4 separate regions of the Mus musculus genome follow, and all the other regions are linked to region 4. The links are chromatin loops, found by intact Hi-C in ENCODE. Cell type or tissue: heart. All regions are shown on one strand. Region 1 holds the start of Urad (ureidoimidazoline (2-oxo-4-hydroxy-4-carboxy-5) decarboxylase). Region 2 overlaps Gm35112 (a long non-coding RNA gene). Region 3 has its middle 39 kb from the start of Polr1d. Region 4 has its middle 19 kb from the start of Mtif3.

Region 1 (8,000 bases), 340 kb after region 4:
GATAAGAGGTCCCAGCTACTCCTATCTTTTCAAAGTCCTTTGCTCTCAGGGGGGCTTTGATGTTGAAAGGGGGCCGGATGCGAGGGCCCGAAGACTTCCGCCAAAAGCCCTGGAATGGGCTTCGTACTGTCTCAAAGGTGAAAAGACAGGGGCGGGGTGGGTCCAGGGGATAATATCCAAGGGGCTTGACAAATAAATGCCCAGATTTTGTGACTCTGAGTTCTGGGTCTCTGGAATGAGACAGCCAAGGAGCCTCACCGGTCGATTAAGGGCAAAGAAACTCATTTCACCGGGATTTCTTCCGCCCTTGTATGAAAGTGGCTCGACCTTTTGTTATTGTTTTGTTTGCTTTCTTTTGTTTTGTTTAATGACGGACACCCATTTCTGGGGTTGTGTTGTGATTCTTTCTCCTACTGACTTCAGAACCCAAAAGAGCCCAAGTGGACAAAAGCTTTTGTTCATGGAGGCCTTGAAAGCCTAGCTATGGTGTAGCACCGGGGTTTCTAATGCCAACACCAGGGGGTTCTTGGGTGTTCTGGCACACTGTGTCTTTTAAGCACCCTAAAGAACGAAATGGAATTCTAGGGATCAATAAGATCTCAAATGTGGCCAGAAGGACAGCTCTCCGTAAAAAGGAAGGGCCCTCACACCTAACTTACTATAACTGGTTTCCCCACAACCTGGCACCAAATGTCCAAGCAGTTCATGTTAGTAGGAAGTCCACGAAAGTGGAACCACAAGGTATAACTGCCAGCCCCCATCCCCCATCTTCACTAAGCAGGTGTCTATCTTTGGCAGTGGGAATAAGTGAAGCTTTGTTGGAAATGGGAAATAATTCAAACGTCCTTTAGTAAATGTATCTCAATACCCCACAAAGAGGAAAATCCCTTTTAAACATGGTGCAGCCCTCGCTTCCTCAAATGTAGCCCCCCCCCGCCCCATCCCCCCTCCCCAATAACAAGATGGGGAAAAAAAGCATTTGCAAAAGCTAACTCATGGCTAGAGTCTCATAGAAGGGACTCTAGCTCCAGAGGAATCCTGGACAGTTTCTTCTGACCTCCTTGGATACCGAAGCACAAAAACAAGTGACAAACGCACTCATAAATAAAAATAAAAAATAAAAAATATTTTAAAAACGGACATTCACTGAGGACTCAGAAAACAAACGTGAGATCATCGGCCCTAGGTCACAGGTGTACCCTTCCCTTTAAACCCACAGCCCCCCCCCCAACATAAGGGACAGTCAGGCCACCAATCCCAGTCTTCCAACACCATTGTTTCTGACTCCCCTTTCATGGGTACCCTGACTCTAGGCCACCCAGAGTTGGGAGTTCTCTTCTGTACTGTAGCTTGTAGCCGGGCTTTTCCGTGTGGTGCGAAAATGTGAGTGTTAAATTCCCCACCCAGGGGGCCAGGGGCTGGTGGTGCCACGCCAGGACCTGAGCAGGGTTGCCCCACATCTACCCAATTCCAGGATGGACACACAGCTGGGGCTGCTGCAGGGGAGTCAGGCATCTCTTTGCTACTAAAAGACTGCACACCCCCAATCTAGCCTCTCTTATTCTGAGTTTCAAACAGCCCCCCCCCCCGAATCCCCTCCCTAAGGGGGATCCAATTGTTCTACTGTACGTCCTCCCGGGCACTCCAAGCTGTCAATGAAGTAGTTATAGGTGGGATTCTAGGAAATGGGGAGGTCTTTTCTCTCACTGTCCCTCACCAGCCTCCCAGCGCGCATGGGTGGAGCTTGAAGCCAGAGAGCGCTGCCTAGCAGTGTCCCACAAACCTTCTTGCCCTTACATCTCTCTTCTCACTCTTCCTAGGGTTTATCTTCACTCTTGAAAGCATCGCCTGGGTTAATGTTCACCCAACAGTGAGATGTGTTTTCTACTCTTGCAGAGAGGACAAGAGGAGGGGAAAGAAAAGTGGCCCAGAATAGGGTAGAGCAAAGGGCAGGGGGGAAAAAAAAGACACTAAATTAGTGGAACCGAAATTTACACACACACACACACACACACACACACACACACACACACCCCTTTCAGTTGAACTCTGGGATGGTAACCTACTCAGAAGAAACAAAGGTGGTTTGCCCAGCCAAAGACCCCACCTTCACTGCTCCAAATCATGATGCCTTGGGTACTGCCGGGGATAGCATCTACCTACAGGCCCACAGCAAGGGCCTTTGCTAGTCCCCACCAACACAGTATCTCCTTTAAGGTACCCTAGCTGTGCCCTTTAATCCCAGCGGGAGGCTGGACACTGTGGATGGCCAGCCTGCATTCCTGAGTCTCCCTACTTGGGTGGCCCAACACCGCACAGTCTCCAGTCCCTCACCCACCTCTTAAACTTTTTGTGGAAATTCTGATCTCTCCAGCTATGCCACTGGGTGTCATAACTACAGAGTAGACGTAGGGTGGGTGTTAGTTACAGAGAACGCAGGACACAGGTGTCTGCACATAGGAGATTTGCGCTCTTTCAGAATCCATAGGAGAAGGGCAGGGTAGGCAACAGCGCCCCCTGGGCAAGAGGCAACTGCCCATTGCCCTGTCATATGCTCCCAGTCCTGACACAATGGACCATCTGTGTTTCCTAGCAAAGACCAGTTCCTTTACCAGCGTTCTTCTTGCTAAAAATTTACTCCGTTATTTTAAAAGGAGCTCTTTTACATATTTATTTTATTTTAATTTTTGTGTGTGTTTATACATGTGTGTGAATGTAAGCATGTTCACGCACATGCCTAGCGCCCATGAATGACTGGTTGTGAGTCCTGGGTGTAGGTGCTGGGAGCTGAAGTAACTCAGATCCTCTGCAAGAGCAGTAGTTGCTCTTCTTAGCCACAGTGTCGTTTTTTTGGCGGCAGGGTCTCATCTAGCCAAGGCCAGCCTTGAACTCCCAGATCTTCCTCCAAAGTGTTAGAATTATGAATAAGCTCTACCACACTGGGTTTCCATCTGTGGTCTCTTTGTTTTGAACTATGTACACGTGTGTGTGTGTGTGTGTGTGTGTGTGTGCGCGCGCGCGCGCGTGTGAAAGAAAGAGAGGTGAGTGCATTGTAGTCAAGAGACATTTGACCCCATGAGCTGAACTTCCAGGTCGTTTAGAGCTACAGTGTGGGTTCTGGGAATTGAACTGGGATCCCCTGCAAGAGCAGTAGGTGCCCTTAGTCACTGAGCCATCTTTCTAGCTCCTGATTCTGGTGTTTTGAGTTCACTTGTATTGTTCTCTTCTCAGACTTCACTTCTACAACCTCATGTATGCACACACGCCCACGCGTGCACACATGCATGTACACACACTGGGAAGTTACCTAGCATTCCTTGATTTTGATCTCCCTCAGGCAAACCCACCTCCTAAATCTTGTTGACTTCAGTTTGAACTCTACAGCAAGGATCCAGCAGCTTCTCTCTAAGCCCCCTCCCCTAAACCACAGTCCAAACAACCTCTCCTCTCACCTTTAACGGCTGGCTGCAGTAGCATCCTGACCCATCTCCCTGTGCCTACGCAGCTTCTATACAGCTTTCCCCCAAAAGTCCACACAATGGTATTGGTATGGCAAAGGTACACACACACACACACCCCTGGGGGAGGGGCATATTATTTGCTAGAGACAAAGACAGAGAGACAGAGGGTGAAGAAAGAGATACAAGCAGCCGGGAGTGGTGGCGCATGCCTTTAATCCCAGGCAGAGGCAGGCAGATTCCTGAGTTCGAGGCCAGCCTGGTCTACAAAGTGAGTTCCAGGACAGCCAAGGCTACACAGAGAAACCCTGTCTCAAAAAACAAAACAAAACAAAACAAAACAAAGAAAAAAAAGAGATACAAGCAGAGACAGAGAGACACAATGGAGAGATACGGGCAGAGTGAAGAGACAGGGAACCAGAAAGAAAGATAGAGAAATTGAGAAGGGGGGGCGGGGGTGGAGTGGGGCAGAGAGGGAGGGGGGAGAAGGAGAGAAGGAGGAGAGGGAGAGAGAAGTTTTATTGCTGTTGGTTTGGAGATGTAGCTTAGTATGTTGTTTCCCCAACCCAGTCTTTGACTTTGGACACAAATCAGTACTGAGTTTCCACCTTTCTTCCTCTACCAGGACTGTTGCCTCTGCTTGAAGCAGAGAGAATAACTGGCTGGAGCTTTAAGGAGGGCTTGAGCCCAATCTTAATCCTGTACTGCCATCTACTGGCCATTACACATCATAGCTTAACCTAAATGGAAGGTCAGCTCCAGTTTGCCTCCAAATATTCAATTTTCAGTTCTGTGAAAGGAAGGAAGTATTTTGTTTGGCAAGACAGGGTTTCTCTGTGTAGTCCCAGCTGTCCTAGAACACACTCTGTAGACAAGGCTGGCCTCAGACTCACAGAAATCCACCCGCCTCTATTTTTCAAGTGCTGTGATTTAAAATATGAGGCACCACTGTCCGGCGAGAAAGTTTCTTCGCTCCTTTGTTTGTTTGTTTAGATAATCCAAACAAATCCTTACCCAGGAAGAGTTCCATGTCACACACACGCACACGCACACGCACACACGCTGGTTCCTTTTGGTCGATTTGGCACAAACCAAAGTCATCTGTCAAGAGGAAACCTCAGTTGAAGAAATCAGCACCCCACCCCTATGCATGCGCATACATTCACACATCACACATACCACATGTGCATGCACACGCGCATCTTTCTAGATTTTGTTTTAGATAATCTAGAAAAGCCTAGTGTGCTTACTTTCTTCAAAAGCCTTTGGATCGAGCTGGAGAGACGGCTCAGTGGTGATGAACACTTGCTGTTCTTGCAGAGGGCCTGGCTTCAGCTCCCAGCACACACATCAGATGGTTCACATCTGCCCATAACTCCAGTTTCAGGGGAATCTGCCGCCCTCCTCTGGCTCTGTAGGCATCTGCGTGTATGTGGTACACTTGGCATGCACAGGCATGTTGGATTTTTGTTTGTTTGTTTTTGTTTTCAAGACACGGTTTCTCTGTATAGAGAGCGCCCTGGCTGTCCTGGAACTCAGTCTGTAAAACAGGCTGTTCTTGAACTCAGAAATCTGCCTGCCTCTGCCTTCTCAGTGTTCACCACCACTTCCCATTAAGGATTTTTAAATGACCCTTCAAATACATTGAGACTCTCCTCTCCTCTCCTCTCCTCTCCTCTCCTCTCCTCTCCTCTCCTCTCCTCTCCTCTCCTCTCCTCTCCTCTCCTCTCCTCTCCTCTTCTCTCTCTCTCTGTTCTAGAAACATTGTGAAAAAGATTGAGTACATCTTAGTGGTAGAGTGCCCAGGATAAGCAAGAAAGACCCTGAGTTGATTAGTTGATTTGCAAACATACATACAGATAGACAGACAGATAGACACACACACACACACACACACACACACACACACACTTAAATTTCACATATTTGAGTGTTTTGTTTGCATGTATGTCTGCACATCACATGTGTCCTTGGTGTTTACGGAGGCCAGAGCAGGACACCAGATCCTGGAGTTAGACGCCTTTGCGAGCATCTTTGGGGGGTGGGGAATGTGTGCTTAAAATTGATCTCCAGTCCACTGGAAGAGCAGCCAGTGCTCCTAACTGCTGAGCCATCTCTCCAGTCCTCAGCTTGATTTTATAACCTGGACCTGTGCTCTTCCTCTGTAAGTTCTCATAGGCAGCCATACAGAGGAGTCTGAGAATCCACAGAGTGTCACAGCCATACTGAACGCAGCTGCGAGTGCCTGCTCTGTCCTGAGACCACCCTCCTGACCGAAGACTAAGAACAGTCTCAAGGGCAGGTGACTCCTACCCTCTGACTTTGTTCCCCAAGGGCATGTCGGGTTTATTCTCAGAACCCATAGTAGCCTATGAACAGGGACTATGTACCTTTGGACCTTCGGCCGCTGTGCCATCCTGAATAAACCTCTACCCCCTCTTCTCCCCACCCTGTGGCCCACTCTCCCCAGAAAACATTGCTTTGCTCCCATTTTACTTCTCTCTGCAAAGAGTCTTGGGATCTAAATGAATGCATCCTTGTCTGGTCCAAACCGGCCCTTTTTTTTTGAAAATCGCTCAGCGCTTCCCGTTCCTCTCTGGGGTCCCTGGGAGGTCCTCGCTATCCTCTCTTTCATCCAGGGCATTGCCAAAGTGGGCCTTCAGCTTCTGAGTCACCAAGGCCTTTGCCCTGTTCCCATTCTTGACCTCCAATAGCCCTGGCCGTCCTGGAACTCGCTCTAGATCAGGCTGGTCTCGACCTCAGAGATTGTCCTCCCTCTGCCTCCGCTGTCCTCGGCCATCCATGCTACCTTGCCCATCCCGCCCCCATGTTCTTGTGTCCACCTTCAAGAGACTAGCGTTTGAAAGGATGTCTACTGATCCTTCTAATAATCCCGGCTAAATAACTGAGTAAGGAGGCTAAAGTAATCTAAAATATTTTTATATACAATATTGAAAATGACTTCGCGCACACGGTCCTGAAGTCTTACCTGATCTCGGGAGAGCATCAATAAAGGCAAAAAAGTGATTTTCTAAGTCTTCCAAGCCAGAGAATGGACGCTGGGACCAGACAGCAGCGGCAATCAGAGGGCATTTCTCAACAATGTTCCCAAACACATCCACAAATTCTCCGAAGTCCATGGAATTGACCTTCACCATGTCCATGGCTGATCCTGGACTGGAGGCAGTGTTCTGCCCTGCCTGTGGTCCGCTCTCATCGAGCGAGTGAGCTAATTCCTCCTCATGGGTTGTGTTTGCTGAACACACATGCTGGCCCTGTGCAAGGGCAGCTGACCCTGGTTTAAATATCTCTGGGAGGAGCTTATCCAGAACGGTCCTGCGATGAGAAACACAGGTTTAACTGTTTTGTTGGTGGTAGGGGTAATATGTGTGCTGGAGACAGAACCCAGGGTCTCACGCATGCTCGAGGAGCACCCGAATACTGAGCTATCCGCCACCTCCGCTTAAGGCTATGATCAGGAGAGCAGAGACTTCTGCAGAAAGAATGATTCCACCCGAGGCATTGCCATAACAAGAGGTGGCGGCGGTGGCCGTATGTAATGAGACAGACACTTGGTGCCATTACCATCTTGTCTGTGTGCACGTATGCTTTTACCTGCATGTAATCTGTGTACCACATGCAGACCAAACAGGTGGCCCTGTGACCTGCCTGGATTACCAGGACAGTGTCCTCAGGGACAACCCTGGTTCTGTCCCCAGCACCCACACGGTAACTCACAAGCACCTCATCTGTCCTTGCTGTTGCTCTAGAGCACAGGCACTGCGTTTTAATCTTTCTTTGAACTCTAAATGCTTAACACCACATAGACTTAATTAGTGTAAACAGAACAGGGTAAGGTGCCTCTGGTGGAGTGTGCTATCTTCTCTCGTTTAAAAAAATATTTTTTTAATTAGGTGTATTTTGTATGTGTACAAGCGTGTGTGTGTGTGTGTGTGTGTGTGTGTGTGTTTGTGCCCAAGAAGAGAGGGTTGAATCTGCCTTCCAGGTTCTCACCTTGAGTTCTTGGCTTGGATTCTTTCAACAACAGCCTATAAACTATAAACTGAAACAAACCTTTGCCTTCCCTAGATTGTTTTTGGTAAGTGTTTTATCACAGCAGCAGTTTATCTAAGGCTGTTACTGGTGGTGTTCTTCACGGGGTAGGGGTGGGGTGGGGGATGGAGGGGGGAGCGGGGAGGGGAAACAGCCTAGAAAAGATTAGAAAGACCACAGACCACAGCAAGGGGGTGGGGTAGGGGCATGCGCCACAAAGAGAGGCGCCCCTGCCCTAGTGTGTGGGAAGGAGAGGGGCTCTGATCTCAGGAGAACTCAGTGTGGGACTAGGAACAAGCACGAAAAGCGCTCATTATCGCGAGTCCAGAAACGATTGCACCCTGGACAAATTCTCCCCAAAGACGCCTTGTTTTCCTTTCGCCCAATATTTGCCCTTCTAGGTACCAAGGGGCAGTAACAAGTCAAACCTGGTGTTTGACACTCTGTTTCGGAAACTGTGGTGCTCGGGCGCCCCCTGCTGGTACAATC
Region 2 (8,000 bases), 310 kb after region 4:
TGTGATAGTGTGATAGTGTGATAGTGTGATAGTGTGTATATGCTTGGCCTAGGAAGTAGCACTATTTGGAGGTGTGGCCTCGTTGGAGTGGGTGTGGTCTTGTTAGAGTAGGCATGTCACTGTGGGCATGGGCTTAAGACCATCATCCTAGCTGCCTGAAAGTCAGTCTTTCACTAGCAGCCTTCAGATGAAGATGTAGAACTCTCATCTCCTCCTGTACCATGCCTGCCTGGATGCTGCCATGCTCCTGCCTTGATGATAATGGACTGAACCTCTGAACCTGTAAGCCAGCCCCAATTAAATGTTGTCCTTATAAGAGTTGCCTTGGTCATGGTATCTGTTCACATCAGTAAAACCCTAAGATAGATAGATAGATAGATAGATAGATAGATAGATAGATAGATAGAGGTTTACCTATTACAAGTTTTAAAACTTGTTATTGTTAAACCCAACAACCCAAGTGTTCATTGACTCCTACATTTAAATGGTTAAGTGTCTCCCATAGGAATTGAACACTTCCTGACCCTCGAGCATTAATTCTCGTCTGTGATACTTCCTGATGTTTCCCAGCATCCTGTGTATAGTAAGTATTTAAAAGAAATGACTGGGGCTGGAGAGATGGCTCAGTGGTTAAGAGCACTGACTGCTCTTCTGAAGGTCCTGAGTTCAAATCCCAGAAACCACACGGTGGCTCAAAACCATCTGTAATGAGATCTGACACCCTCTTCTGGTGTTTGAAGACCGCTACAGTGTACTTAGATATAATAATAAATAAATCTTTAAAAAAAAAAAAGAAAAGAAATGACTGAGTAACTGAAAGTATAATTCTGGTGTTGATATATAAACATTGAGAGTGGGAGCTGAAGAGACGGCTTGTAGGCTTGTATTTCTCAAAACCTAATTTAATAAAGGTTTTAAAATGCTTAAACCTCCCTTAGAGCCAACTGACCAAAGGTAGGGAAGGAAGATGGCTAATAGGACAATGGGGACGTGGACCTGTTTAGAAGTAGTTCTGTGGGGCAATTCCCATCTTTGTTGTCAGCAGTCCAGTCCACTTGATCCAGCAGCAGTGGCTCCATCCAGAAGAAAGGGCAAGGCTTCGCCATTTGGCATGAGCTGGTTGAAGCCTGAAGAAGCAGCTGGAATATCACCAGACGTTCTTTGGTGTGTTTCTCTCTAAGAAGTCCTGATAGTGAAGATCGGCGAAGAGAGCAAGGTGAGTCAATGCCAGAGCCTTGTCCACAGTCTGCTGGGTTATGCTCTCTTCAAACATGGCGCATCCTCTCAAGCGTCCATTCCAGCAACATGTCACATGCTCTTACACCAGGCAGCTCCCAGAAAAACAGCATGTGTCTGTTCTCAACAAAACATCCTCTCGTAAGACAGCTCCAGAAAACATCACACAAGAAAACCGAGTCTCCAAAGAATCCTGAAACTCCCACCCCAATGACTCATAAGTTAAGAGCACTTGCCACTCTTCTAGGGGACCGGAGTTCAGTTCCCAGCACCCGCTAGGACAGCTCACAACCACCTATAACTCTGTCTCCAGAGGCTCACACACCTCCTCTGGCCTCCATGGGCAACCACATGTATTCACCTAGACACATACATATAAAAAAAAATTAAATCACAATACATATTTTCTAATGGAATAGACATCCAAAATAACCTGCTGTGAGAATGGAGAAAAGGCTTAGCCATTAAGAGCACTTGTTCTTTCGGAGGACCTAAATTTGGGTCCCAGCACCCACATGATCGGTCACACCCATACATATCTCCAGTTCTAGAGGTTTTGATGTCATTTTTCTGATCTCCGTAAGCACCAGACACACACTTAGACAAAACACTCGTACACATAAAATGAATATTAAAAAAAATATCTGGGGCTGGCAAAATGGCTCAGCAGGTAAGAGCACTGACTGCTCTTCCAGAGGTCCTGAGTTCAATTCCCAGCAACCACATGAAGGCTCACAACCATTTGTACAGCTACAGTGTTCTCACATACATAAAATAAATAAATAAATCTAAATTAAAAAAAAAAGAAGTTAAGAAAAAAAGTATCTGTTGGGCATACACAAAATGATTTAGGAAATAAACACATCATTCCAATACCAGATTTAGAAAATAAGTTACAGCCAGGCGTGGTGGCCCACACCTTTAGTCCCAGCACTCGGGAGGCAAAGGCAGGCGGATTTCTGAGTTCGAGGCCAGCCTGGTCTACAAAGTGAGTTCCAGGACAGCCAGGGCTACACAGAGAAACCCTGTCTCAAAAAAACAAAAAAAGAAGAAGATAGAGAAGTAAATATGACTTAGTTTCCATTTTTATGTTTTTTTAATATTAGAAAAGAAAGACTATTTCATATATGTGTAAGTATACAATACAATTCTTTTTACTTAAAATTGATTGATTGATTGATGATTGATTGATTGATTTAGTGTTGGGTATTTTTGTTGGTTTTGTTTTCCCGGTTGTGTTTTTTCCCGTACATATCTACAGTGGGCACCATATGAGTGACTGAGTCATGACCCTTGTGTGGGTGGTGAGAACTGAACCCAGGTCCTCTGCAAGAGCTCTTTACAGCTGAGCCATCTCTCCAGCTCACACACACATAAATCTTGGTTGGAATTGCTTAAGCCAGAGCAACATCAATAACCCAGCCGGCTAGAATGTACACAGTCATGAAAGAACGTTTGCATATTTTTTCCCATTTTTCACCCTTGCACCATTTAAATGTGTTGGCGTTGGCAGGAAATGTCTGAGGGAGTTGTTAGTGTGCATTAATAGAACCTCAACCCCAGGCAGGCTTTGACAGGGGTGTTCTTTGTACGGTGTCTCCCACCCACCCATTTTAACATCTTTTCTGGGTGTTGAAACTCAGCGAATTTGCCTCTCCACTTCTGCTGGCTGGCTTGCTGGCCACTTCCTCTCCCCCACCGAGCCTGCCTCTGCTTATCTCTAAGGTTGTGTTCTCCAGCCCTCTAAGGGGTCGGGGCGAGGCTAGCCGGAAAGGGGGCGCTACTCCTGTCTGTGGCAGCTACTGTGTACAAGCCCGACCTTTGCCACAGGCTCGGCTCTGCTGGAAACCAGGAAAGAATGTGGTTTTGGGAGAAGAACAGGGCCCAACTGCCCTTCTTCTTACTCTCTAGACTCCCGATTTTCAGAATGTACCCTCGTGTCCAAGTCATGGCTCCATTTCTGAAAGACTCGCTGGAGGATAGAGGTTTACTCAGAGGAAGCGGGGAGTGGGGAGAACAGCGCAAGGGTAGGTGTTTGGAGAAACATGTGTCTCCGCCACAGTAAACATTAACTTATATTAAAACCCAGCCTTTCTCTTCCCAGGGTTTCACAAAGCAGGAAGTCAAAAGCAGGGTGCGGGGAAGGAAACTCCCCAAAGAGAGGGCCCTGAGTAAATTATTTAGCTGTGACACACGACTGAGTCATTCGTCCTTCTCCACACCCCAAAAGGGGCCCAGGTTGACACCAGTCCTCCGACCCACTAATTTAAGCCAAGAGGAGAAACCAGATTGCCAGAAGCCAGGAAAACGTCTGGAGTTGAGGGGTGGGGAGGAGGGGCTGTTGCTACATTACTCAGACTGGCTAAATTCCTGGGCTCAATGGCACCCACGGTAGCTGCAGGCCACTGCGCAAGACTTGATGACAATGAGAGGCAAACCAGAGGCATCCCTCTGGCTGAGATGAGATTGGACCTGGTCCTGGTACACACAGCTTGCACACCTCGCCTTCAGTTGTTAAAGAGGAGTCAGGGGAGAAAATATACATGCAACCCGGAAAGGCAGAAATGTGCAGGTCCATTCACACCTTGTGCCATGAAACATCCCCCTAAGGCTGACCCCAGCCTGGTGTCCTTGGCCACCAAGCCAAGAAGCAGAGACAGGGGCGGAGTGTTGCTGCTCGGCCCTGGGTGCCACTCAATCCTGCTGTGCCCAAACTGCCCTACCTTGCTCTCCAGTCGCAGGGTTCCCTGAGCTCAGCCTGAGCAGCAAGCGCCCCCTAGTGGACCCTTGTGCGCATGCGGCCGCAAAAGAGTACGGCACTGGGATAGGTGATTGGCAGGGACAGATTTGCAGCAGCTGCACAAATCAGCTGGGCAGCCTGGGGCCCTCAGCAGGGTCTGGCCTGAGGCCACTCCAGGTGCTCCTAGCCCCAGGCATGTCAGCGCCGGATGGCCAGTTGCCCGCTGCTCCGAATTTAGAGGCTTGTGCTGTTTAAAATTGAGGGAATCAAGCTGGGGCCCTATTGGCCCCTGCCTTTATTCCCAGCACGGCAGAGGCAGAGAGGCAGAGGGGCAGAGGGGCAGAGAGGCAGAGGCAGGAGGATCTCTGTGAGTTCGAGGCCAGCCTGGGTTTAGGCCAGCCAGGGATACGCAGAGAAGCCCTGTCTCAACCCCACCCTTACCCTGACCCCACAGGGCGGGGGCGGTGGGGGGGGGGGAGGGAATCTAGGACTGCAGAGGACCGAATGCTGGTCCCAATACCCACAGGCTCACAACCATATCCAGCTACAGGGGATCTGATGTTGTTCTCTTCTAATCATGTTAACTCAGGCAAGCAAACTCACATAAATATTTATTTTTAAATTAGCATATAAACAGCTGAGCGTGGTGGCATATGTCCTTAGTTAACCCCAGCACTTGGAAAGCAGAGGCAGGCAGATCCTAGCTTTGACTACTTAAGGAGTTACAGTCCAGCTAGGGCGACAGTGAGAACCTATCTCTAAAAATAAATATAACTATTAAAAGTCAGCGTTTAATTAGACAAGTAATTAGAAAAGGCTCTCATCGGAACTAAGCTCCTCAAAGAAGTGCTAAAAAGTGCTCTGAATCTCACAATGATGCGTCTAGGTGCAGGCATTGGAAGAGGCGGTGCAAGGGCTTTGAGTTCCTGCAGTCTTTTGCGGGTCGCCACGCTTAGGGAGACGCTGTGACCGCTCCCGGGGCACACATTCCCGGGGCTAGAGCGCCGCCTTCTGGCCCTCCTCCAGAGGAAGGCGACTCACCTGTGTGCCTTGGGAGGCAGGCTGCTCCATTGACCTTGGGGAAGGCGCAGAAGCCTGGGCTGTGCCTTCAGGAAGCTGGAATGACTTCTTCCTGTTACCTGGAGGAGATACACAAGGCTGCTGCCTTAGCGTTTCGAATTAAAAACAGTGGGGCTGGCGAGATGGCTGAGTCGGTAAAGGTACTTGCCGCGAAGTCGGCTGACCTTTGTTCTCCGTAGTGGCTTGGTTGCACACGGGTATTATGATATGTGGTCGGTGCTTCCCCAAGTATATTTCGGACAATTAGGAATTCTGTAGAAAAAAAAAATCAGGCTCAAATTCAAACTGTTTTCTCCGGGGTAGAGTGAAGAAGGAATAAACTGAAAGTTGTGGGCCAAAGCTGTTGTTGAGCTATGCCTGTAACTTAGGAGGGGCAGGCAGAAAGATTAGGAGTTCAAGGCCGGCCAGCCTCAGCTACTTCCTGAGTTTCAGGCTACTTCTTGTTGGTCTAAAGTAACTTTGTTTAGTTATTTAATTCGTTTGAGGGATTTTATTTTGCTTTGTTTCTTTGAGACAGAGTCTCAACGGTGTAGCCCTGGCCAGCCTGAAGCTTGGATAGATATAGTCTAAACTGGTCTTCAAATGTACAGAAATCCACCTATATCGGTCTCTCCAGTGGTGGGATTAAAGCCACGTGGCCCAGGTCACTTTTAACAACTCCTAAATCTGTGGTGGAGGTAATTAATCTTTATTTGGATGTTACCACTGATCAATAAATTCAAATAACCTAGATGCCACATAACAGAGCACTGTATGTTATATAACGGTGATTAACTCTTATTTTCTGTGTTTGCTTTCCTGAAATTAAAGAGGATTTTCTTTTCGAGTGGCATTTTCTAATTATGTATTTTTTTCTTATGCACATTGATGTTGTTGATGTTTTGTCCTCATGTGTGTCTGTGTGAGGACGTCAGATCCCCTGGAACTGGGTTATAGATGATTGTGAGCTGCCATGTGGGTGCTGGGAGTTGAACCCCGATCCTTTGGAAGAGCAGCCAGTGCTCTTAACCACTGAGCCATCTCTCTAGCCCTCAAGTAGCGTTTTTGTTTGTTTGTTTGTTTGTTGTTTGTTTTTCCGAAAGCTTACACTGTCCTTCCTGCTACAGGTAGAAGGTGCTATGACAATAAGCGGCTAACCTCACACGTCCTGTGACAATGCATGAGCCCCGAGAAAAGAGAAAAGAAGCTAAAACTGATGTCCGTGAACTCCCTGGGGTTCTACTACCACCAAAATACTGGCCACATGAGCCCAATGCATGAGAGCTGAGCATTACTGTGCACGGGAATGTATGTGCATGGAGAGATGACTGAGCAGCCCGCTTCATCCCTGGGAAAATGTCAAGCATCAGCTGTTCCGGAGCTTGCAGGAAATAAACTGGTCATTTCACTCCAGGGCTTGGTAACTTAGCTGATAGTATCAATACCTGCTGTTGCTAGTCACAAATTCCAATTTGGAGATGCTCAGTTGTTAAGGCAAATGTTCGTGTTTGAGTAGTAGAGACAAAGAAGACAAAAGATTACGCATACGCCAGCCCCCTCCCTTTTTGCTTGGATTCCTCCCAAAAGAATGTCTAGTGTGTGCTACTCTAAGCCTGCTCTTCTTCTTCTTTCTTTCTTTCTTTCTTTCTTTCTTTCTTTCTTTCTTTCTTTCTTTCTTTCTTTCTTTCTTTCTCTCTCTCTCTCTCTCCCTTCCTTCCTTTCTTTCTCTCTTCCTTCCTTCCTCTCTCTCTCCCTCCCTCCCTTTCTCTCTCTCTCTCTCTCTCTTTCTTTCTCTCTCTCCCTCCCTCCCTCCCTTTCTCTCTCTCTCTCTCTCTCTCTCTTTCTTTCTTTCTTTCTTTCTTTCTTTCTTTCTTTCTTTCTTCCTAAGACAGGATCTCAGACACAGCGTAGAGGTACACACCTTTAATCCCAGCACTCAAGAGGCAGGGGCAGGGAACTCTGAGAGTTTGAGTCCAGCCTGGTTTAGTGAGTTCCAGGACAGCCAGAGCTACACAGTGAGAGCCTATATCCAACAAACAAAAGTGAAGACAGACTCTCACTGTGTAATCCTGGCCATCCTCAAACTCACTCTGTAAACCAGGCTGACTTCAAACTCACAGAGATTCCTCCTGCCTCTGCCTCCTGGGTGCTAGGATTAAACGATGTGGACCACTAAAACTAGCTTAATTTTTTTTTCTTAAGATTTTCAGGGGGCTGGTGAGATGGCTTAGTGGGTAAGAGCACCCGACTGCTCTTCCAAAGGTCAGGAGTTCAAATCCCAGCAACCACATGGTGGCTCACAACCATCCGTAACAAGATCTGACTCCCTCTTCTGGAGTGTCTGAAGACAGCTACAGTGTACTTACATATAATAAATAAATAAATCTTTAAAAAAAAAAAAAAAAAAAAAAGATTTTCAGAACTGGGGGCCTGGAGAGATGGCTCAGCAGTTAAGAGCACTGACTGCTCTTCCCAAAGGACCTGGATTCAATTCTCAGCACCCACATGGTAGCTCACAACTGTGTCCAGTTCCAGGGGACCTGACATTCTTACAGGGACATGCATGTCTGGAGGCAAAATAAGAACAATTACCTTTTTTAAAAAATTCAGGAAAAAAAAAAGATAAAAAAGCCAGGCGTGGTGGTGCACGCCTTTAATCCCAGCACTCGGGAGGCAGAGGCAGGCGGATTTCTGAGTTGGGGCCAGCCTAGTCTATAAAGTGAGTACCAGGACAGCCAGGACTATACAGAGAAACCCTGTCTGGGGGGGGGGGGAAGTTCAGAATTGGGGGGTTGTGATGGCACATGCCTTAAATTCCAGTACTCCAGAGGCAGGTGAGTTTGAGGCCAGCCTGGTCTACACAGCAAGTTCCAGGACAGACAGGGCTATACAGAGAAACCCAGCCTCACAATAATAGTAATAATACATTCTAAGCTGTTTTCTATACCTAACTTCATAACATCCT
Region 3 (8,000 bases), 130 kb after region 4:
GGAAGAAATCATGAAAAACGTGCAAAAGTACTGACAAAAGTTTTCCAAATATAACAAAATCTAAGCCACACCGACGGCTTGCTCACACCAACGGCTCACACTGATGGCTCGCTCACACTGATGGCTCACACCGACGGCTCACACCGACGGCTCGCTCACACCAACGGCTCACACTGATGGCTCGCTCACACTGATGGCTCACACCGACGGCTCGCTCACACCAACGGCTCACACTGATGGCTCGCTCACACTAATGGCTCACACCGATGGCTCGCTCACACTGATGGCTCACACCGACTGCTTGCTCACATCGACAGCTCACACCGATGGCTCGCTCGCACCAACGGCTCACACTAATGGCTCACACCGATGGCTCGCTCACACTGATGGCTCACACCGACGGCTCACACCGACGGCTCGCTCACACCAACGGCTCACACTGATGGCTCGCTCACACTGATGGCTCACACCGACGGCTCGCTCACACCAACGGCTCACACTGATGGCTCGCTCACACTAATGGCTCACACCGATGGCTCGCTCACACTGATGGCTCACACCGACTGCTTGCTCACATCGACAGCTCACACCGATGGCTCGCTCGCACCAACGGCTCACACTAATGGCTCACACCGATGGCTCGCTCACACTGATGGCTCACACCGACGGCTTGCTCACATCGACAGCTCACACCGATGGCTCGCTCGCACCAACGGCTCACACTAATGGCTCACACCGATGGCTCGCTCACACCGACGGCTCACACTAATGGCTCACACTGGCGGCTTGCTCACATCGACGGCTCACGCCTGCAATTCTAACACTTTGGAAAATGAGGTAGGATTGCTGTGAGTTCAGGACCAGCCTAAGCTACATTGTTCTGGATCTGCTACAAGTGAGACACTGTCTCAAAACAAAATGAATAAAACTGTAAATGCACAAACACAAAAAGCTCAACAAACTCCAAGGCTAAGAAACACAGAGACGTGAAGGAAGACACAGCAAGGCACACATGATGGCTGGCTAGATAGATTAAGAAGTGCCCAAGACATTAGTGAAGCACACCTCTGTGTATATCTGGGAGGGTGTTCCCAGAGACGAGTGGGTACAGCAGGCAGACCACCATGGATGTGGCTGTACCATCCCATAGCTGGGGACCCAGATAGGCGTACAAGGCAGGCAAGGAGACCGAACACAACACACAGAAAGGCGTACCCACTTATTCTCAGATGCTGTCTCTCCTTCTCTCCCTCCTAAAGGTCTTCTGTTTGAATATCCTATCACATCTAAGACTTCGCCTCAGTCTCCAAGGAAGCTTTGAGCCTGAGCTTGCTAATGCCATTGGCACTGCTGAGGCTGTGGAAGCTCTTGGAGGTGGCCTGTGTGTGTGTTGTGGTTTTGAGCCTTTTGGGGGCCAGAACTGAAATCTGATCGAAGGCCACTGATGTCAAGTGGGCACAAGGTAGACTTACTCATCATCATGCTTGTTAAAGTGGCCAGCTTGGGAAGCACCTGGGAGATTCTCAATGCTTACCTCTGGCTGTGTATGTGGGAGTTCTAGAAAGAGTTAACTAAGAGGTAAAGACTCTCCCTGAACCATTCCACAGGCTAGGAACCCAGAGAGAATAAAAATGGGCAAAGGAGAAAGCTTTGGGTGGGGGTGTTTTCTCAGTTTCTTGGCTCCAACAAGGCAAACTCTGACCCTGCCTCCCCCTCCTTGCTGTAAATGGAATGAACTCCGAAGCTGATCCAAACTGCCCTCTCCTTCCTTACGAGGTTTTGCTCAGTTCTCTCATCACAGTACTAAAAAGTTTGGGTAGGTAACACGATGGCTAAAACCCAAACCACTTTAAACCATCGGTAAAGAGACATGACAAACAGCCAAAGGAAGTTGCAGTGCATGCAGGCAAACAGAATGATGAAGAACGTCATGGCTGGGCGTGGTGGCCCATACAAGAAATCTCGGGACTTGGGAGACTGAGGGAGGAGCCTAACCATTACATTGAAGTCAGCGTAGACACATAGTAAGTTCCAGGCCAGCCTGGCTACAGAGTGAAGCCATGCCTTAAGACAAGCAAACACAAAATGTCACCGGTACAAGCCAGACCAAAAGACAGTGAGGTGAGACCACTGAAATGAGGAAAGAAAATGACAATGGTCAGCACAGACTGCGCCACCCTGAGAGGAATTTTTCTTAAAGCAAAATGGCTTTGCTAGTGTCCTCACGTTCAGTCCTTAGCATCCTTCCCTGCCACTGCACACAAAAGGTTTCACAGCCCAAGGATCGCCCCGAGCTGCAGCTGCTGAAAGCCCGGAGCCCTTGTGACTTGTGAGGGAAAGTACTGGGCAGAACCACAGAGAGGCGCTGTAGTCTTGGGAGTCTTTTCTTTTTTACATACTCTTTTTTTTTTTTTTTTTTTAAGGTTTTGTTGTTGTTGTTTTTTTGTTTTGTTTGCTACAAAAGTTACACATTTTTTTTATTCCTAAGAGACAAAAAGAAGACAAATGTATGTCACATTCTTTCTTTATATGATTTTAAACGGCAAATTATTAGTACTTTCTTTATAGACAGGGTCTCATCTATCCCAGACTGGCCTCAAAGTCTACTTAAGGATGACCTTGAATTTGTAACCCTCCTGCCCCCACTTCCTGAGTGATGGGGTTATAGACACCCACCACCACACCTGATTTATGCAATGCTGAGAGTCAATCCCAGGGCTTTATGCACCTACATGCCCTACCATGTATGCATGCAGCTACACTGCATTGCATATGATTCTGGAGGGTCTGGCCAAGTGCCATAGTTCAAGGAAACTTAGTGATATATCAGAATAGAGTAATTTAAACTCTTGATTTGAAGTACATGCTTTTCTATATGGAAGACACTGTAGTGTCTTCCAAGACTATTGTCTAAGGACTAAGTAGCTACCAGAATTTTAAGGAGTTTACTGTGAGAGCCAGGTGGGGTGGTGGATTCCTTAAATCCCAACACTTGGGAGGCCAGCGGATCTCTGTTAGTTCGAAGACAACCCAAGTGTAATGGTGAGTTCCTGGACAGCCAGGATTACAGAAAGAGACCCCGGTGGGTGGAGAGGTTAGCTGTGGGTTTGGAGAGATGGCTTAGAGGCTGAAAGCACTGGCTGCTCTTTCAGAAGGCCTAAATTAATTCTCAGCACCCAGGCAGCCGACAACTGCCTGCAACTCCAGCTGCAGGGGAATCTGATGCCCTCTTGTGGTGTCTAGAGGCACTGCACACATGTGGTGCACATATAGACCAAAAGGTATGCTCACAGGCATACCCATCATACTCACGCATCTCACCCACATGCATGCACAAACACATGCACATCACACTTGTGTATGCACGGAGTAATAATAAGTTAACATGGAAAGTCAAGGCAGTGTAATTCTGCTTCCTAATACCAGTTTTACAGTGATATCTCCAACCTCTTCCCCCCACAAATGTAAATTAGGGGGCTGGAGAGATGGCTCCACATGCAAGAACACTGACTGCTCTTCCAGAGGACCTGGGTTCAATTCACAACATCTTCATGGTAACTCACAGACATCTGTAACTCCAGTTCCAGGGGATCTGACACCTTCTGTGGTCTCTGCCGGCACCAGGCATGTGATACATAGACAAACTTTCATACAAATAAACATAAAACACTCATACAATTAAATAATTCTAAAAAATATTTTAAGAGTAAATTACATTAAATTCTCAACAAGGACTTTATTATTATTATTATTACTACCACTATTATTTAATGGATGAATACACTGTTGCTGTCTTCAGACACACCAGAAGAGGGCATGGGATCCCATTACAGATGGTTGTGAGCCACCATGTGGTTACTGGGAATTGAACTCAGGAGCTCTGGAAAAGCAGTCAGTGCTTATAACTGCTGAGCCATCTCTCTAGCCCCTTGACAAGGACTTTTAAGGAGAACAGAAGATTGTCTAACCACGTCAAAGTAGACACAAGTAAAGTTGTAAATGAATCCAAAGAGGACACAAATAAATAGCTGAATGGAAAAGCAAGCAATACAGGAGAAGAGAAAGGAATTCAGTAAAAGGAAGCATACACTGAAAGCTTAGGAATACGAGACACAGTAGATAGTTTCAGCAATAGAGAGAGTCAAGTGGAGAGGGGATAGGAGAGATGGAAGACACGCGAACTAAGAAAACGGGTGACACACTAAAACCCAAGATACGGTGAGAGCAGTCCTAAGAGCGATGTGCACAGCTGTAAGCACCTTCACTTTTTAAAAGAAAAAAAAGATGTTTTTTAGCTGTTAAGCAAAGAGTTAACTTTGGGGGCAAACATATCCTTACCTTCAAAATATACTTTTCCTTTGTTTCAGCTAAAGTCTTTTAGAAAACAGAGCAGAGGGCTGGAGAGATGGCTCAGCGGTTAAGAGCACTGACTGCTCTTCCAGAGGTCCTGAGTTCAACACACACATAGACACAGAGTCATCTCCCAGTAGACCACACCTCTTAAAGGTCCCACTCCCTCCCATACATAACAGCACTGTGAAGAATGAAGAAAACAGGCTGGCTGGGGACCTCGGGATCCAAAGAACGACAGTCTCCTCCCTGCCCGCTTTGCTTTTGAGTCATTGTATCCCTGCTTTGCTTTTGAGTCATTGTATCCTGGCTTGGAAATGAGGCAAGCAGAAAACAGGCAACGCCAGTGGCTGGCTACACACTGGAGAAGCTCATCCCTGCAGCCTGCGCCTGGCTTCTCTGTTTCGCATCTGAAGTCTTCCTGAGCACTGGCTGCCCCACCCCCACCCCACCCAGCAATCCCCAGCTCTCAGGAGAGGTCCTTATTCCCAGTCACCATAGAGCTTCTGCTTCCAGAAGAAAATGGTAGCTGATGCACAGTAGCAAGCTGCAATGACTCTGCTCAGAGAAATGCTTTGGGGAAAGGACATGCAAGGGATTGGTTACTTTGAAAATATTTTCAGAGTTATTGGGCTTACTCAGGTCCCATCTTCTCCAACAAGTGACTCTTAAAGGTGTCAGAAGTTGGCTAGTGCCTATCTCTTGAGAAACATTACCACTGGGTTGTCTTAAAGATATTATTATTATTATTATTATTATTATCATTATCATTATCATTACTATTATTATTTAGTTATTTTGGATTTTTTTTGAGACAGGGTTTCTTTGTGTCCAGCCTTGGCCATCCTGAAACTCTCTCTGTAGACCAGGCTGGCCTTGAACTCACAGATCCACCTGCCTCTGCCTCCAAGTGCTGGGGTTAAAGGTTAAGTCACCACCACCCAGCAAAATTTATTAATTTATTTTTACTTATGTGTTTACCTGCACATATGTATGCACATCACACTCATGCCTAGTGCCCTAGGAGGCCAGGAGAGGGCGTTGGATCCCCTGAAACTGGCATTACAGGCAGTTATGAACCACCATGTGGGTGCTGGGATTGAAATCCAGGTCCTCTGTATGATCATCCAGTGCTCGCTCTCAACTGCTGAGCCATCTCTCCAGCCCTGCCAAAGCTCTCTCTCTCTGTCTCTCTGTCTCTCTCTCTGTCTCTGTCTCTCTCTCCTGAACAAAAACTAGAGTTAGAAAAAAAACAAAGTCAACCCACAAAACACTGATTTAAATCTTGAAGTATTTTTATTCATTTAAGTCCCCCTTCCCTCTTGAGAAATCCACTTGACAATGAATATTATTATAGTTCCTAGTGCACAACATTAGGGTAAAGCATCCCGCCCCGCCCCCCCCCCATCCCACCCCGCCCCGCCCCGCCCCGTCCCGCTCTTGTGAAAAATCAATCTGAGTTATTTACAATGAACTTAAAAACCATGAACTCTAGTGGAAAAGCTTGGCAGATTTGATGTATGACAGACTAAAGTTTAAGGCCACAACTTTTTGGCTCTGGAACGAAAACATGCGCCTTAGCCCCTCAGCCACACGTCTCAGGGAACACAGCAACCAAATAGAGCTGCCTTGTGGTTATAAAATTTCTACAGAAAACTGACTAACAAAGGAGATGTAAATGTTTTCCATCAATGGGATAATGTAGCAGGAGGGGGTTTCATCTCTCAACAAACAGAATCAGGACCCTCTGTGCGTGTGTGTGTGTGTGTGTGTGTGTGTGTGTGTGTGTGTGTGTGTCTGTATGTGTGTGCCCAGAGGCTCTCCGTGTCTGTGTCTGTGTGTGTGTATATAGGCACAGAGGCTCTCCGTGCATGTGTGTGTGTGTGTGTGTGTGTGTGTCCACTGGTATTATTACTTACTGCTTACTACATTGGTTTTGGGTAGCTCCTAATGATTACGCTCATTTTGAACAGTCACAAGGATGTCCAGGGCCTCCTTGGAGATGAGTCTGGATCCTGGCCCTGGATAGATAGATGTTTCTAACACCAGCCTTGTGATATTTGCATCCCAGCTCGTTGCTTGCCCAGTGCCTCCACATTGCTGCTCTGTGGCTTCACAAGCATGGTCTTCAACCAAGTCTTTAACCACAGACCCTTGATTTAGAACAAAGTGTCCGTCCGTGTCCCCCTCCCCCCCGCCCCCCGCCCCCCCCCCCCCCCCCCGCCAAAGGAAACTCATGCACTCCTCCTGTGTCAAATAATTGTGTCACAACACTTGGGCCTAAGTCCTTAGAGCTTTGAAATGATCCCCCAAATCCTGTTTTACAATAATCATTCAAATGACTTCACTACCTGGTCAGCTAATTAGTGGCTGTTTTAAATAGGAGATACTAAACAGCCACCTCAGCACAGCCTTCCCCCTACATGAGAAAGGTCAGGAATCTGGGTGAAGATGGACGACAGCTGGACGCTCCAGCCCCGCTCACTCTGGCCCCTTGCTTGTGGTTTTCTTCAGCAGCCTTTGTACCTGTCTTGTGGCGGAAGTTCTAGAAACAAACCCAAAGCTTTATGTGTACCAGTGAAGCAATCTATCTCTGAGTTACCGCTCTAGTAATTGAAGCTGGAGAGATGGCTCCGCAGTTAAATGCACTGACTGCTCTTCCAAAGGTCCCGAGTTCAATTCCCAGCAACTACATGGCTCACAACCATCTGTAGTGGGATTTGGTGCCCTCTTCTGGTATGTCTGAGGACAGCTACAGTGCACTCATAAATATAAATACAAATATAATAAACAAATCTTTAAATAAATTAAAAATCATCACAGTTAAGCCGGCCGTGGTGGCGCACGCCTTTAATCCCAGCACTCGGGAGGCAGAGGCAGGTGGATTTCTGAGTTTGAGGCCAGCCTGGTCTACAAAGTGAGTGCCAGGACAGCCAGGGCTATACAGAGAAACCCTGTCTTGAAAAACCAAAAAAAAAAAAAAAAAAATCACAGTTATACATTATAATAAATTACCATAACATAATTATATAATATAATATATTATATATAAATATGTAATTATACTATATTATAACATGTTATATATTTATATCTATTATAATATATAATTTTACGTGATTAATGATTTCAAACTAATCAATATTAAGTCAGTGACTTTGCAGTATAAATGCAAAATTATTACTTAACTGGGAGAAATCTGAAATTTGAGTTTTATTCCTTGTATAACTCCTTGGACTCTTCTGCTTAGTTTATTCTCTGTGATAAAGCTGTTCTTTGGCTTGTTTTAATATTTAATTTTCCTCTTCATTTTTATTTGATGGGTGCAGTTATTTTGCCTGCATGTATCTCTGTACACCACATATGCACAGGCTCTCAGGGCCAGAAGAGGGTCTCACATCTCCTGGGATTGGGGCCAGACAGTTGTGAGCCACCACATGGGAGCTACAACTCCAACCCAGATCCTCTGGAACAATATCCAGCACTTTTTTTTTTAACTATTGAGCCATCTCTCCAGACCCCTTAATATGTAAACTATGGAAAGAATGCAGACACAGGTCTCTCTGAATTAGATTTGACTATCAATTCATGTGGTTGTTCCTGGTCAATTGTGGCTCCTCTTGGCCCTAAGCTAGGACAACTAATCATAC
Region 4 (8,000 bases):
CATAACTTTGGTCGACAGGCTAGAAGGTAAGTTGAAGTGTATATGAACCCTTATTAAAGTAGGTTTTGAAAAATCTAAGCCTACAATACTGGCTGGTTTGTTGTTTGTTTTTTATATCAACTGTGATTGTTTGTTTGTTTGTTTGTTGAGACAGGGTTTTTCTGTGTAGCTTTGGCTGTCCTGGAACTCACTCTGTAGATCAGGCTGGCCTCGAACTCAGAAATCTGCCTGCCTCTGCCTCCCGAGTGCTGGGATTAAAGGCGTGTGCCACTAAGCCTGGCTGTGATTTTTTTTTTTTAATATCACTGACAATAACTATTTTCTAACAGGTAATTTTTGTACTGCCTCAGTATTTTCCTTAGACAACAGAAATTTTAGAAACTGTATCACTTGGCCCTTTCTCTTCTTCTCTCCTCCCAGTTCAAAATGCTTGCACATCTTACTGGCCAGCATCCTCTTGGATCTGCAGTTGGGCTCAACACACTCGAGCCCGTGCACAATCTTCTTCGTGGTTTTGGCCTTCTTTCAGAGAATTGGCCTTGTCTGCCCACCGTAGCCACTCTGCTTGCGATTCTTGGGTTTACAGGGAATCCTTGCCCTTCTTATACTAGGTCACTTTGTGAGGCTGACGCTTGTCACATTTCTTACAGAAAGTCCTTAAGGTTTTAGGCACGTTGACCGTCTTTGTGGTAGAAGAATGTAAAAGATGAAAACAAGAGACGTGGTCGGATCGCTACCTCAACTGCGCATGTGCAGAACAGGAACCGAGACAGCGTGAATTGTTAATCCCATTGATGATTCTTGGGATACAGTTTATTCATTCTTTTTTTTTTTTTTTTTTTTTTTTTTTTTTGGTTTTTTGAGACAGGGTTTCTCTGTGTAGCCCTGGCTGTCCTGGAACTCACTCTGTAGACCAGGCTGGCCTCGAACTCAGAAATCTGCCTGCCTCTGCCTCCCGAGTGCTGGGATTAAAGGCGTGCGCCACCACTGCCCGGCCAGTTTAATTTTTCAAAATTACTTTTACTTATTCATCGTTTGTGCACATGTGAGGGCCGGCCACAGGTACAACACAGAGACATAACCAGAGGCCAGCTCACAGAAGTTGATTCTCTCCTTCTACCATGTGGCTCCCAGGGACTGCATACAGGCTGTCAGCTTTGTGTGCCAGGCAGTGGTGGTGTACGCCTTTAATCCCAGCACTTGGGAGGCAGAGGCAGGTGGATTTCTGAGTTCAAGGTCAGCCTGGTCTACAGAGTGAGTTGAGGACAGCCAGGGCTACACAGAAATATACATTCTGGAGACAAACTGAGGGTGGCAGAAGGTAAAACGTGAAGAATCGATGTCGAGGAACATCCAAAGTCAGGAGGCACAACTGGCCAGTGGTGACTCCATGGGTTGGGGGTGATGCATGATTCTCTGGTTGGTGGCAACCTCCTGAGTTTAAGGTCGGTGCTGACAGGGTTTCTCTGTGTAGCCCTGGCTGTCCTGGAACTCACTCTAGACCAGGCTGGCCTTGAACTCAATGGCCACAGATTCAAACCCAACTCTCTCTTTTTTTTTTCAACAGAATAAATTGTTCTCTCCCTTAGCAAGTACAACTGGGTTGAACAGTTCCCGGCTCTCAGTTGTGTGTTTGAGGACCACCTTGACACGTGATACAGAAACACTCTGCTTCTGGGGTGCAGGGGAGGCACACCCCACTTGCCTCTGGCCTCCCCACTGTGCTCATTTGGAAACACAGAGAGGCAGATGTCTCTGAGAATGAGGAAGGGGGTGACGCTAAGGACGTCTGACAGTCCCTGCTTAAACACAGGGCCTGCACGTCACAGCATCTGTTGTGACAGCTGGGATTAGCATCAATGATTACAAAATAGAACAGTGCTGCAATAAAAGATGTTTGAAACTTGCAAATTTTGTATTTCTAGAACTTCCCATCTGACGTTTTCAGACCATAGTTAACCAGACATAATTGAAATAGTGTTTAAGGGGAAAGGGACTACTGCATATGTAAAGCCAGTATTTCTTCCACGGTCACCATCACAGGTCAGCTTTGGATAGCCTGTGGAAATGTTAACATGGCAGGCCTTTCATCATGATCCTCAAAGTCCCAAACCCAGGAAGTTGGAGCATGCTGCCTATGGGGGAAGCCTTTTTCTTGTGATAGTGTGGTGATTTGAGTCTGCTTGGCCCATGGGAAGTGGCACTATCAGGAGGTGTGGCCTTGTTGGAGGAGGTGTGGCCTTGTTGGAGGAGGTGTGGCCTTGTTGGAGGAGGTGTGGCCTTGTTGGAGGAGGTGTGGCCTTGTTGGAGGAGGTGCCTTACTGTGGGAATGGGCTTTGGTGACCTATGTTTAAGCTCTGCCTAGGACAGAATAGAGTTCCCTTCTAGCTGCCTTTTGGATCAAGATGTAGATAGAACTCTCAGCTCTTTCTCCAGCACCAAATCTACCTGCATGCTGCCATATTTCCCACCAGGAAGATGATGAACTAAACCTCTGAAACTGTAAGCCAGCCCTAACTGAATGTTGTCCTTTAAGAAAGTTGCTTTGGGGATTGTGTCTCTTCACAGCCATGAAACTCTACGATAGGTGAAGACTCGGATTGGTCAGATAGCGTTCTCAAAAATCCCACCTCCCACAGGTCTGCTGTGCATTGGCTACCTGGCCATGACTAGACTCATTTAGCCATTCTTACATCAAATAGCCCTAGCCTGAAACTGTGGAAAGCACTGGTCCTGAGGTACCAGTCTCTGGGACACCACTCAGCATAGGATAACAAGTGGTTTGTATCCCAGGCTGTGCTCAGACCTGGCGGTTGACAAGTTCAGCTTCAGTGGGACAAACAGCAAGCTGACATTCTGGAAGACAGACTGTTCCCCCAGGAGGTTCAAAGGCCAGAGGAGATACGTGAGGCCTGTCCTTAGAGTGGTGCCAGGGCTTCTTTCTCTTTAAGGCAGAGCTTGCGTATCCACTTATTTGTTAGTGTTACTTGGAGTGTGTAAGAATGTCCATCTTGAATACGCTGATCTGACTGTATTCTCCCCTCCACCCCGCTGTGCCCAGATGGAGCAAGAAGGTCCTGATCTTTGCCCTGCTGGCCAGCATGTGCCCTTGTGGGACTGCCTCCCTGTGCTTCCTCAGCTCCACACTCTTGGCTCCTGCCCCTGGCAATTCTCCTCACTCCCCCACAGCCCGGCCTGGCAGGGATTCTCCTCTTTCTACCTGCCTAAGGTCAGGAGTGCCGGTGTCTCTCAGGGTACTCTGTGTATCCACACTGCATGGCTCATAGTTGCCATTGCACATCTAGATAACCCTGAGCCTTCCTTCCCTTCATCATCAGAGCCTGGCCTAGTGTTTAGGCTTTCCGTAAGCCTGGCTTCTGAGGGAAGGCCACCAGACCACAGCCGCTGGATAGGCGGGAGTTAGATGAGGTATGGATGTTGGGGGTGGGTGTAGCTAGAGGCTGACTCTGTGTGAGGTACCCCACACCCTAACCCCACCTTCCTCTCATCAAGGACGTTGGGGGTGGGTGTAGCTAGAGGCTGACTCTGTGTGAGGTACCCCACACCCTAACCCCACCTTCCTCTCATCAAGGACTCATCTTCCCACCGTGCAGGTCCAGGGGACTTACAGAGTCAAGCAGCCCAGACTGCCTATGCTCTATGAGGCTTCAAATCTTCTCTCTTCCCACACTGCAGATCTAGCCTAAAGCTTGTTATGGCTCAGAACACATCTGCTCCCCAAAAGCATCCCAGACACACAGGCAAGGCAGCATTTCCCTTGGAGAGAGGGTGTTGGGAGTTCTGGATCTCTGGTGCCTTCTAAGGTACAGAGATCTTTGCAAGACACAAACACCCTCCCTGTCTCCAGCAGTGGATCATTCTCATAGAAGCAATCTGACCATGGAACTGATTCCTACCGGAAGGATTGCTCAGCGTGACCGTCAAGTCACCATTGACTGGGGGCCAGGACTTTTTCCTCTGCAGGTGAGCTTAGAGCCAAGAACCGGCCACATCCCTGGTCGCCCAGAGCCACAGGTCTGACCAGTCCCTTTCTCCACAGCAGAGAGACATAAACTCACACACTGATCGTTCAGTGAGAAACACTGGGACAGAGCACAGCCAGGACTCCCGGGAGGACCTATGAGCTGGGCCCCCAAGGCTGACAAGGGAAGGTCTGTTATGTGGGATGTCTCCCTGGGGACTTCCTCTCTGGCTGTCAGTAGAGCTGGTTCCATCTATGCATTTAACCCCCCTTTTCATTCATAAGGACATCCCGGACCACTCTCCTTCCACAGAGCAGAACTCCGAGCAAATAGGGAGGAAATGTCTGCTTTTTGCTGAGATGGATTCTATCTACATCTCCTCTGCATGCAACATCCGCAGCAAAAGCACTCTATGTTTTTAATAGAGAAACTGGCATGGGGTCTCATATCTCTAATCCCCTAGCCCTTGGCAGACTGAGGCTGGGGCATCATGAGTTTGAGGCCAGTCTGGGCTACATAGTATGGCCCTGTTTCAAAAAAGAGAGGCAAAATTAAAAACTTAACTGGGCTCACAAGCCCCAGAGTCCTGAGGGCACTCTGGGCCCTGGGTGTGTGCACCTACCCAACAGCGTAGGGTACCTGTGAAGGGGCACAGCGGGCCACACACCGGCACAGGCCTTGCAGATGGGGTGCTCACTGCAGAAGACCCTCCTCTTCAGAATGGGAGTCACTAAGGAAGTTGAAAAGAAGCCAGGTGTATCTTGTAAGCCACCCTCACCCATGCCCAGTAGCAGGTCTTACCTAGCCTCTCTGATTCCTCGTATGCCCCTCACAAAGTTCCCTTCTAACAAGTCTGCCAGCTGAGCTGCTTAGGAGCGCTTGATTCCCCATGGACCCTACCTGCCGAAGTCTCCAGGAGCCAGGCCTGCAGTTTCACATGGCGGCCACTGGGTGTCACTGTTGAAAAGTCGTCCTGAAACCTGCCTTGACCACTCATCGGCTCCCTTGTCTTTAATGCTAGCCTTCTCAGGCATCCATGCAGCTGCAGACACTGGGCAGGACTCGAATCTTGAGGGTCTTCAAAGATGAACCGTACATGGTTTGAAGGCCATTCCTCCACAAGAAGTCTTACTTCTCTGGATTTAAGCAATGTTTTGTGCCTGTTAGATGTTTCTGCTTTCAAAGGAAACTGTTGATTGCCCTGGGCTTCCTAGGCAGAGACCATTACCTCTATCCCAGCTGGCTGCTCTACAAAGTGGGGGCTGTGGCCGACTTAGCTAAACTCACCAGAAAAACAATCTCGGGTGCCACCCCTTCTTTGAGAAAATGGGTCCCTTCCCGCCATGTGCTGGAAGATCTTTTTACACCCGTCTGAAAGTTCTTGAAATAAAAATTTCACCCTGCTACCGCTCATGACAGAATTATTGTCCCAGATTAGTGGATTTTATTTGTTTGCTTATTTGAGACCATGTAGCCTTGGCTGTCCTGAACTCACAGATTCACCTGTCTCTGCCTCCTTGGTGCTGGGATTAAAGGTCTCCATACCTTTTAGCAGTCATGCCAGAAGATCCCTTCATAGATGTTTGTGAGCCACCATGTAGTTGCTGGGAATTGAACTCAGGACCTCCGGAAGAGCAGTCAGTGCTCTTAACTGCTGAGCCATCTCTCCAGCCCCCCACTTTTTAAGCAGCAAGAGGTATTGAACATGCAGGAGGGTGACAGAGTTGCAGTCCCTAAAACATTTAAAGATGATGATAAAAACCCTCAAATCTGTGGTTGCGGGCCCTTACAGAGCAAAGGGGGTTTTAGTGGTATAATTAGGTTAGGGACCTTAAAGGGATGGTCAGCCAGGAGTGTGAGGCAGCAGTATTTATATAATTTACAATGAGCCTGAAGAGCATGTGTGTGTGGTGTGTGTGTGTGTGTGTGTGTGTGGTGTGTGTGGAGTGTGTGTGTGTGAGTGTGCTCGTGTGAGTTTCTATTGCAGTGAAATTCCTCTTTGTCTGAGTTGTTTGGTATTTGCTTCAGGGAAAGGAGGCAGTACACTCAAAATTCGCGCACACACACACACTAATAATATTGTGTGAAATTACTTTGGGTCATAAATTAATTTCATGTGTAGACCCGGGTTTGATGCTTTGATCTATATTGTCTTTCATCATCTTGGGCAGGGCAGACTCAGGCAGGGACAGTGGGTGCCACTCCTACAGTAGAAAACTGTCCAGGAGGTGACAATGAGACTGTTGCGTGCACAGCATTTGCTGTGTGCGGCATGTACGATACCTGAGATTTCATCTCACCCTGGCAAGTTACCCAATAGGAATCAGGCATTCGTACCACTTTAAAGGTGGGGAAGTGAGGCAAGCTCTAACTCCCCAAGGTCAGATTGTCAGCGTCACCCTGGAGGGTGGAAGCTATCCTGTCACCCAGCTCCTGCTGTTCAGAGGGTAAATGTTTGCATCTTATAGCCTGTCTGTAAGGCAAGAAAGTCCAGCGGCTCCAAGCTTCCATTCTACCCGATCCAGGCAACCTGGTGGCTTCCTTGTGTCCTTCCCACAGCAAGAGAACACAACTGGAACAGCTGTGAACCTCACACCCTGCTTTTCCTACAATTCTGGCAGCCAGAGGTTCAAAGCCTTTCTCTTGGAGAGCCTAGGGGAAAGTTTTCTGTTTCCTGCAGAGGATTTAAGTGGGCTCCAGAGTTTCTGTACGTGCTTTTGGCTTACTCATGTTCTGTCTTGCTTTCCTGTGGATGCCAGTGGCTGTCAAGGCCTCTTGGATAATTTGGATCCCATTCCAGTCTCCAATCCTTACCTTGTCACATCTGCAAAGTCCTCCCTTGTTGCTATGTGAGGTAACATTTGAAGCTCCGGGGATCGGAACCTAGAGGATAGGTGGGGAATTTCATTATTTATCTCACTACCCCAACATCCCAGGGATCCACTGTGGGGTGCCACGGGGCAACATGCTAAGTGAGCTTGGAAATACGAACCTCAAACACCATTTGTGGAGTGTAAGAGATTAAGCTTGTCCCGTTCCTGCCTAATCAACCAGCAGGATATTGTTGATGTTTGGGTATTGCTGGTGCTGGGACACGAACCCAGGGCCTCCGGCCTGCTAGAGTGAATAAAGATCTTTGAAACACTGAGGACTGGGGCTAACAGGGAGGCACGGGGCGGGTCTGTACCACAGTTCGAAGGCCCTGTCTCTAGAGTGCACCGGTGTGCCGGATGCCTTCCTCCCACCGATAGAAACACACCTAAGCCCCTTTGATCTGTTTGAGCCCTCTTTGTTATCTGCTTATTGGAAAGGACATGAGAGCCACAGGATGCTGGGGAAGAGAAGAGATACAGTGTACGGCAGAACACTCCAAACGGGCCTTGGGAATCTCTTCCAAAATCGGTCTCATAACCATCCAAGCCCAACATCCGGGGCACTGGCACCGCGCTGGCTACGCGCTGGGGCCAATCTCATGCTTGAAGGATCCCTTGTTGCGGTACCCAGCTGTCCGTACCTCACACAGAAGGAAAAGGACCCTGCAAGTTGACTCAGTTCCTGCTGCCAAAGCTTATTCTCATACCGTCATATCTTTTTGCAAATCACACAAAGGGTAAAGCTGGAGCGAATTTTACTGCAATAGGAGGAAAAAAAAAAAAGCACACACAAAAAAAATCCCCGCCACCAACCCTTGGGCCTGCGGTTTCAGCAATTAGCTCAATGTGCTAATGAGAGTCTTCAGGGGGAACGGCATTAATTAATGGGTGAATTTCACTTTAATAAATGTATAGGCAATTTTCTAAATGCAGATGGCAGAGTCCGCCCTGATGGCTGTACCTAGAGCCACTCAATATGGTAAGTGTTGGAGGAAAGTGGTTAATTTGTAAAACGTCTCATGATCCTGATTAGAAAGCGAGTTAGCAAAGCCTGTTTTCCCTTGCGGTGCAGCTGAGTTGTTGAGTCGTTCGTCTCCACAGCCTGAAAGCTGAAAGCGCTATCCTCCTCCACTTCCCCCGGCAG

What was found. Hi-C counts contacts between places; a loop is a spot of excess contacts. Peaks named below come from ENCODE experiments on the same cell type or tissue, not always from the same donor. Only the 100,000 strongest peaks of a DNase experiment are listed, where the experiment ranks them.
Region 1: a loop joins it to region 4, with 8 times the contacts of the local background. A loop is called at or near these places in 7 of 42 quality-filtered maps.
Region 2: a loop joins it to region 4, with 2.5 times the contacts of the local background. A loop is called at or near these places in 4 of 42 quality-filtered maps.
Region 3: a loop joins it to region 4, with 2.5 times the contacts of the local background. A loop is called at or near these places in 6 of 42 quality-filtered maps.

The regions. Positions count from the first base shown.
Region 1 is chr5:147,315,710-147,323,709 of GRCm38, forward strand. It overlaps Urad (ureidoimidazoline (2-oxo-4-hydroxy-4-carboxy-5) decarboxylase), which reads right to left and starts at 6,731. Exons shown (of 2, transcript NM_001039678.2): 1 at 6,448-6,731. The coding sequence starts at 6,622. In heart, CTCF peaks have their summits at 2,551, 4,179 (motif pointing left) and 7,995 (motif pointing left); no DNase peak of the experiment used is centred here; H3K4me3 peaks cover 154 bases; H3K27me3 peaks cover 7,216 bases.
Region 2 is chr5:147,289,303-147,297,302 of GRCm38, forward strand. Gm35112 (a long non-coding RNA gene) reads right to left here. Exons shown (of 4, transcript XR_868711.3): 2 at 5,221-5,308; 3 at 5,018-5,115; 4 at 882-1,186. Among named protein-coding and RNA genes, the nearest start is that of Gm35112, 4.7 kb to the right of the region's middle. In heart, CTCF peaks have their summits at 4,018 (motif pointing left) and 4,981 (motif pointing left); no DNase peak of the experiment used is centred here; H3K4me3 peaks cover 276 bases; H3K27me3 peaks cover 5,456 bases.
Region 3 is chr5:147,112,591-147,120,590 of GRCm38, forward strand. No RefSeq gene overlaps it. Among named protein-coding and RNA genes, the nearest start is that of Polr1d, 39 kb to the left of the region's middle. In heart, CTCF peaks have their summits at 3,239 (motif pointing left) and 7,076 (motif pointing left); no DNase peak of the experiment used is centred here.
Region 4 is chr5:146,978,474-146,986,473 of GRCm38, forward strand. It overlaps the pseudogene Gm46936. Among named protein-coding and RNA genes, the nearest start is that of Mtif3, 19 kb to the left of the region's middle. In heart, no CTCF peak of the experiment used is centred here; a DNase peak (open chromatin) is centred at 4,928; H3K27me3 peaks cover 3,490 bases.